Regions from separate parts of the Homo sapiens genome. Here region 1 is linked to region 2. A link is a contact called in ENCODE Hi-C or POLR2A ChIA-PET data. All regions are on one chromosome and are shown on one strand. The core of a region is the stretch at or near the end of the contact, and the rest is flanking DNA. Distances in the headings are between cores, read along the strand shown.

Region 1 (2,876 bases), core at 305-2,804, 45 kb before region 2:
ACAGGTGATGCTGAGGTAGGGGACTGGGCACCCCACTTTGGGAGGACTTCCGTCCCAGGGCTGCTCCATGTTCCACAAGGGAAAGACGTGACCCCAGCCTTGGTTCATGTGTGGCCAGGCGAATTTGACAGCTTCCTGGGAAAACCAACAGGTAGGGCCCCATTGGGAAATAAGGTCACTACATCCCTGAGAGCATGTCTGGCCTATGAGAGTCAGATCTAACTTCCTACACTCACTTCCTACTCTCTTTCCCATGGAGGTCCCCATTCTCTTCTCAACGAACTCCTGAACAGCACACCGAGGACAAAGCAGCATGCTGGAGGCAGAATGAGACAAGAACACTGAGGCTGTCACACAGGCAGAGCTTGAACCAAGCCATGAGAGAGGCACACAGGCACTGTTTTTTGAGCAGAGAAAGAACACTTTTGGAGCAGGGAAGGCTTCTCCGCTTCTCAGAGGAGGTGGCACTTGAGATAGACAGAATCCTGACAGTAGATAGAAGCAGAAGGGGGTCTCATTCCAGAAACAGGTGATGTGGGTTTGGGAGGCAACCAGGATCTGGTGTGACACGGATGGATGGAGTCTCTGAGTCGGAAGTCTGGGTATAATTCCAAGTGCTTTGCGTTTGGCCATGTTACCATGGCAGGTCATCAGCCCCTGCAGGCTGTGAGCCTCAAGTCAGGGCTGGAGTGACAGGAGCAGAGGCTGGGACCGTACAGTGGAGGGCTTTGGCTGCACTTAATTTAGAGAGAGGTTGGGAGCCATGCAATGCTTTAGAGCAGAGACCCACACTCCTTTTAGCCACAGGTAGGACAAGGGTGGAGGGTCGAGTCTCTTGACTTCTCATGTCCCATGAGCAGCAGCTGGTTGGCCTGACACCTCCAAACCCTTCCTCATTTCCCATGTGGAGGATTTCCTCTAGTGAGGGCATAGTCTCCGGAAGAGGGTTTCCTCTGGCTCCTGAGAGGACTGACAGCCCCCTCCCAGCACTGGTTCACAAAATCAGGAAATGTGGATGCTAAATAATTCATAAACACATTAAATAAGATTGGCTCTAGCCTTGATCCCTGGGGAGCTCACTGTTAATACTTCCCTCATTTAATATCAGCCTGAGCCAGACATTATTAGGAAGGGAAATCTTCTCTCTCTTTTAAAAAATCATGTAGCTTAAATGGTTTGGGATTGTTTGCTACTTTGCATGATTTCTGCCACCGCTCCCGCCCATTACGGGGATAATTAAGAATTGACTACGGTTGGCAAAAAGCATTCAACAGCCAACTTTTTATTTGGTTTTTTCAAGTGCCCCAGCCCTCCTCCTGTTTCCCCACCAACCCTGGTCTTCCCTTTCTAGTCCCTGCAGCCATGCAGCCCAGATCCCTTCATGCACCACCCCCCACCCCCCAGGTCTGCTGCCTGTAAACACACTTAGAGTCCCATGGAAACCACACACTGAATGGAGAAAAAGCAGGGAGACCATTCACTCTCCTCTTATTCTACTGCCCCATTTCCTCCAGGCACCTTGCCTGATGTCCCTCGGGCCTAGGGCCAGAGTGTATTTGTTCGGCTGCCCTGGTCACCCGGGAATGGGGTGGGCTCAGTTCCCAGGCCTGTCCACCAGCTGGTCATTCTCTCTTTCGAGAGTCACTCTCTCCGACCGGCTGAGGCAGGATTAAAGACTTCAGGAGGAAGAGCGTGCCTCTGATCACAGAAGGAAGGGTTAGAGACACCAGGCCGACCCCAGCTGGCCAGGCAGGGCGGCTGCGGGATGAAGTGATCACTGGTGTCCATTCCCCCAACCCCACCTGCAGCACTCCTCAACCTCCTGCTGGTCAGAAGAGGCAAGGGGCATGTGGCCAGTCAATTTTGAGGGGCAGCTCCAGGCATTGGGGTGATCTTCAAGGCTCGTCTCCTTTATTTCCCTGCCTCCAACCAGAAGTACATCTAAGTCATCTCAAGGATTTTTTTGGGGGGGTTTTGTTTCATTTTTTTTCTCTGTCCTCATGTCACTTATTTCTAGTATTCTAAAATCCTGAACAATCTTTTTGCAGTCTAACTTAATTTTTTTCTCCTGCAGGTTCAATGCATTATGGGTTGTTCTGAGCTCAGGAAGCTGGAGCCTCACCTTGTGCACAATAAATCATCCGCGGGGCGGGGACGGGGCGGGGTGGTAAAAAAAACCTATAAAGACACACGAGAAAGCCAAGCTACTTTTGGGGGAGCACAGAGAAGCTTCTAGAATGGCTGACAGAGTCCTATTACTTGACTTGGGTGATGATGTAAAGAGCTGGCGCCTGTAGTCCCAGCTACTCGGGAGGCTGAGGCAGGAGAATGGCGTGAACCCGGGAGGCGGAGCTTGCAGTGAACCAAGATCACGCCACTGCACTCCAGCCTGGGCGACAGAGCGAGACTCGTCTCAAAAAAAAAAAAAAAAAAAAAAAAAAAAAAAAAAAAGGTAGATTGGAGGCTACTGATGTTTACCAAATTGAATTTAAGAGTCGGGCAGGACCTGCTTGACCAGGGCCAGTTCACCTGAGCCTGGCATTCAGTAACTGCTCACTAATGTTAGTGTTGTGATTATCTTACCCCTGCTGTGGAAGCAGAGGGAAAGGGAGTGGTAAGGGACAGGGTAAGGGGTAGGGAAAAGAGGAGGAAGGAGAAAGAAGCAAGGGCAGGTCATTCCGAGAGTTTGGCTCTTAGGAAATTCATCATACGCTTCATCATTGGTCCTACGTGCAGAGGAGTAAAGAAATAAACAGCTATCAGGCCGCCTTTGCCTTCCTACAACGTTTTGCTATGGCGGGCTTGCCCATAATTCTCCGAGTAACCTTCCTTCTTCTCTTCTCCTTCACTGTCTCCCGCCCCCCGCCGTGGCCCTG
Region 2 (2,700 bases), core at 10-2,509:
TGTTTAAAGTTTGCGGTGGGCAAAGGAGTCGGCTCCGTTGGGCCGGGTTTTCTCGAGCCTCGCCTTCTTCCTCCGCCGGTCCGGCGACCACTTCCCTCTTGGCTCCCGCCCCGCGCGGGTCCCCGATCCCCTCTCCCGTCTGCATCCCTCTCTGTGCCCGAGCGCCCCCCGCTCCCTCCCTCCTCGCTGGATCTCCCGCAGGACGTGAGCGGAAAGTGAATGGGCAGCCCCAACCACAAAGACAAATTACCATGAGAAACATAAATCGGGAAATCGCCGCTCGCGTCCCTGCTTCCAGCTGCCGCACCCCTCTCCACCCTCCCAGCCGGGAGTGCGGGGCCCTGAGCCACTGCCCCTGGAGCCTGGTGGGCAGAGTTCACGCTCCGCAGGCCTGGTCAGGGCAAGAGTGTCCTGGAGGCGGGTCTGGGAAGAATCCGGGCGGCGGCTCCGCAGGCGGCGGCGGTGGAGCAGGGACGTCCCTGAGCGGGAGATTTCACACTCTGGGCGGGCCACGCGTTCCCACGCGCCTCGCCGCCCGCACTCTCCCTCAGTGCTGTTTACTAGCCGGCCCTCTCTGAGCCTCCATCTCCGCACCTCTGTCCCTCCGTCCCTCAGCCTCACTCGTCCGTCTCCTTCTCCAGGCCTGGGTCCCGGGTCCCCATCGCCGCTGCAGCCCAGATGCGCCGACCACAGCCCTGGCAGGGCCCAGTGCAACCCGGACCCAAGCTGGCTGGCGGCGGGAACGCAGCAGCGATGAGGGCTCTCAAGCCGAGGTGGCAGCGGGAGGCGCGGAAGCCAGGGGACCCCCTGTCCTCCCGCCCGCAGCCTCACCTACCTGGCTTCAACTTGCCAGAGCCCGGACCCCTACCTCTCTACCCCGATACCCACCCGAGTTGCTGAAGTTTGCAAGTTGCAGCCCCAACCCGCGCAGGGGAAGCGCCCGGGGCTCCCGGGACTCACCTCCCAGAGGCGGGTGCAGGTGCCCGGTTCCCCGCGGCTCCCGACTCCCGGGCGGCGCGGAGCGGCGGGAGCTAACCAGATGGGCTGGCGGCCGGTCTGGGAATGGGGCGGCCGCGCAGGAACGGCCTCCAGCTCTCAGCGCTCCGGTGCAGTCCCCACCCGGGCCCGCGCCCGCTGCGCTCGGGCTCCCAGCAGCCGCTGGATGCGCTGCCGACCCGCCCGGCTCGGCGGAGCTGGGCTCTGGCACCAACCCCCGCGCTCCAACTAGCTCCCGACCCGGCGCTCGGAGAGAGCAGGGAGGAGGAGACCGCGGGAGCAGAAGGAGGGAGGGGGCGGTGGGGGAGGAGTTGCAAGCAAAGGGAGAGAAGGAGGGGAGCGGGAGCGAAAAAGAGGAGGGGGCTGGAGCAGACCTGCCGCGGCGGGCGCTGCACCCGCCAGCCTCGAGGCGCGCGGAGGAGCGCGAGGGGGCGCCCTGCATCCCGCGGCTGCTCGGCCGACTCCCGCCCCGGGCCTGCCGAGTGTGGTGACCAGCCCGGTGGGCCGAAGCCCCTTCCCCGGCCGGCATTCCGGCGGCAAGACCTAGGACTCCGAGCACTTGCCGCCGTTTGCCACATCCCGCCTTGCCGTTCTCGGTCACCCCATCTCGAATGTGACATCCCCGAGGGCCATCGGCGCGGCCTGCCCACCCCAACACTCAGGGCCTGAGGAAGCTCCCCCAAACCCCACTCCGGACTCCCACATTCCCCAGCCCCGTCAGTTCGGAACGATCTTCCTGCCTGTGGATTTGAAGGGGAAGGGACCTCGTGTAAAACGGGGGAGAGCCGTTATAACCTGCAGCGGCAGAGAGGGAGGCTAGGCTGCTGGGCTGGGCTGGAAAGCCAGAACTGGCCGGATTAGGGTTAACCTTGCAAACTGTACGATACCGAGCGAACCTCTCCAAGCCTCAGTTTCCTCAGCTGTAAACTGGGGTTAGTAATACGCACCCTACAGAATTGTGAAGAACGAGTAGGGGATACGGGGAGTAAAATAACATCAGGAACAGTGGGAGGGCAGCCAAGAGATGAGCGATCCGGGGAGGTGGTGGAGCGTTCTCAGCTGAGGACGGAAGGTTTAGCGCAATCACAAGGAGCGAGGCCGAATTGTTTACAAGTTTAAGTGATCTAGTGTTTCTGATGGCTAGAAGGCGGGAGAGAAAGATTCAAGGGGCAAGCTTCAAATCCTAGCTGCCCGGGCTGCAAGAGGGATGGGAAGGGAGCCCTCTGCTGAACAAAAAATATATTTGAAAATGTAAAAAAAGGTGACCTAAGAACGAGTGAGAAAGACAAAGGATTTGAAAAATTAAAACCAGGAAAGTGTGATTCTAAGAGATAACCAAAGAGAACTATGAAATAAAAATAGATAAGTTGGAGGAAGGAAAATATCAAAAGACTTTCTAGAGTATGCCAAAAATTGGATAATTAGAACAAAGTCTGAGTGAAGCATTTTACATAATAAAATTCTGGGTAAAGGAAAACCCAGATAAAGCAGAAGAATTGAGACACTAAGAGCCCCAGAGAAGCACCTCCTGCCTGCCATCCTCCTACCCCTGGACCATGGCAAGAAGCAGTTTGACAGGATAATGGGAAAGAAAGGGTGGTTCTGAATCCAAGAAGGGAGTTTATGAGACACTGTAAAAAGAGAAACAGTGCAAGATCTCAAAGATAGACTTTCTAGGGCAACAGAAATGCTGAAACTCATAAT

The links. Hi-C counts contacts between places; a loop is a spot of excess contacts on that map. ChIA-PET counts read pairs that join two places held with the same protein, here RNA polymerase II (POLR2A). Pooled maps may share reads with other maps.
Region 1: a loop to region 2 is called in a map of Right ventricle myocardium inferior, with 2.8 times the contacts of the local background. The contact joins the enhancer-like site here to the promoter of SEMA5B in region 2. A Hi-C loop is called at or near these places in 8 of 168 maps with a recorded cell type or tissue (Right ventricle myocardium inferior, ascending aorta, cardiac septum and 4 more), 1 of 37 single-sample maps with no recorded cell type and 10 of 50 pooled maps. POLR2A ChIA-PET finds 5 or more read pairs at or near these places in 5 of 52 experiments (H1, HEK293, HEK293T and 1 more).

The regions. Positions count from the first base shown.
Region 1 is chr3:122,981,302-122,984,177 of GRCh38, forward strand. The region is part of intron 1 of SEMA5B (semaphorin 5B); the gene reads right to left. Among named protein-coding and RNA genes, the nearest start is that of SEMA5B, 45 kb to the right of the region's middle. RefSeq lists an enhancer at 1,625-2,125. Within about 2 kb of position 1,555, at least 2 of the 41 ENCODE cell types and tissues checked have a DNase peak (open chromatin) inside an H3K27ac peak, as active enhancers do.
Region 2 is chr3:123,026,504-123,029,203 of GRCh38, forward strand. SEMA5B (semaphorin 5B) reads right to left here and starts at 1,260. Exons shown (of 23, transcript NM_001031702.4): 1 at 961-1,260. RefSeq lists an enhancer at 1,864-2,371.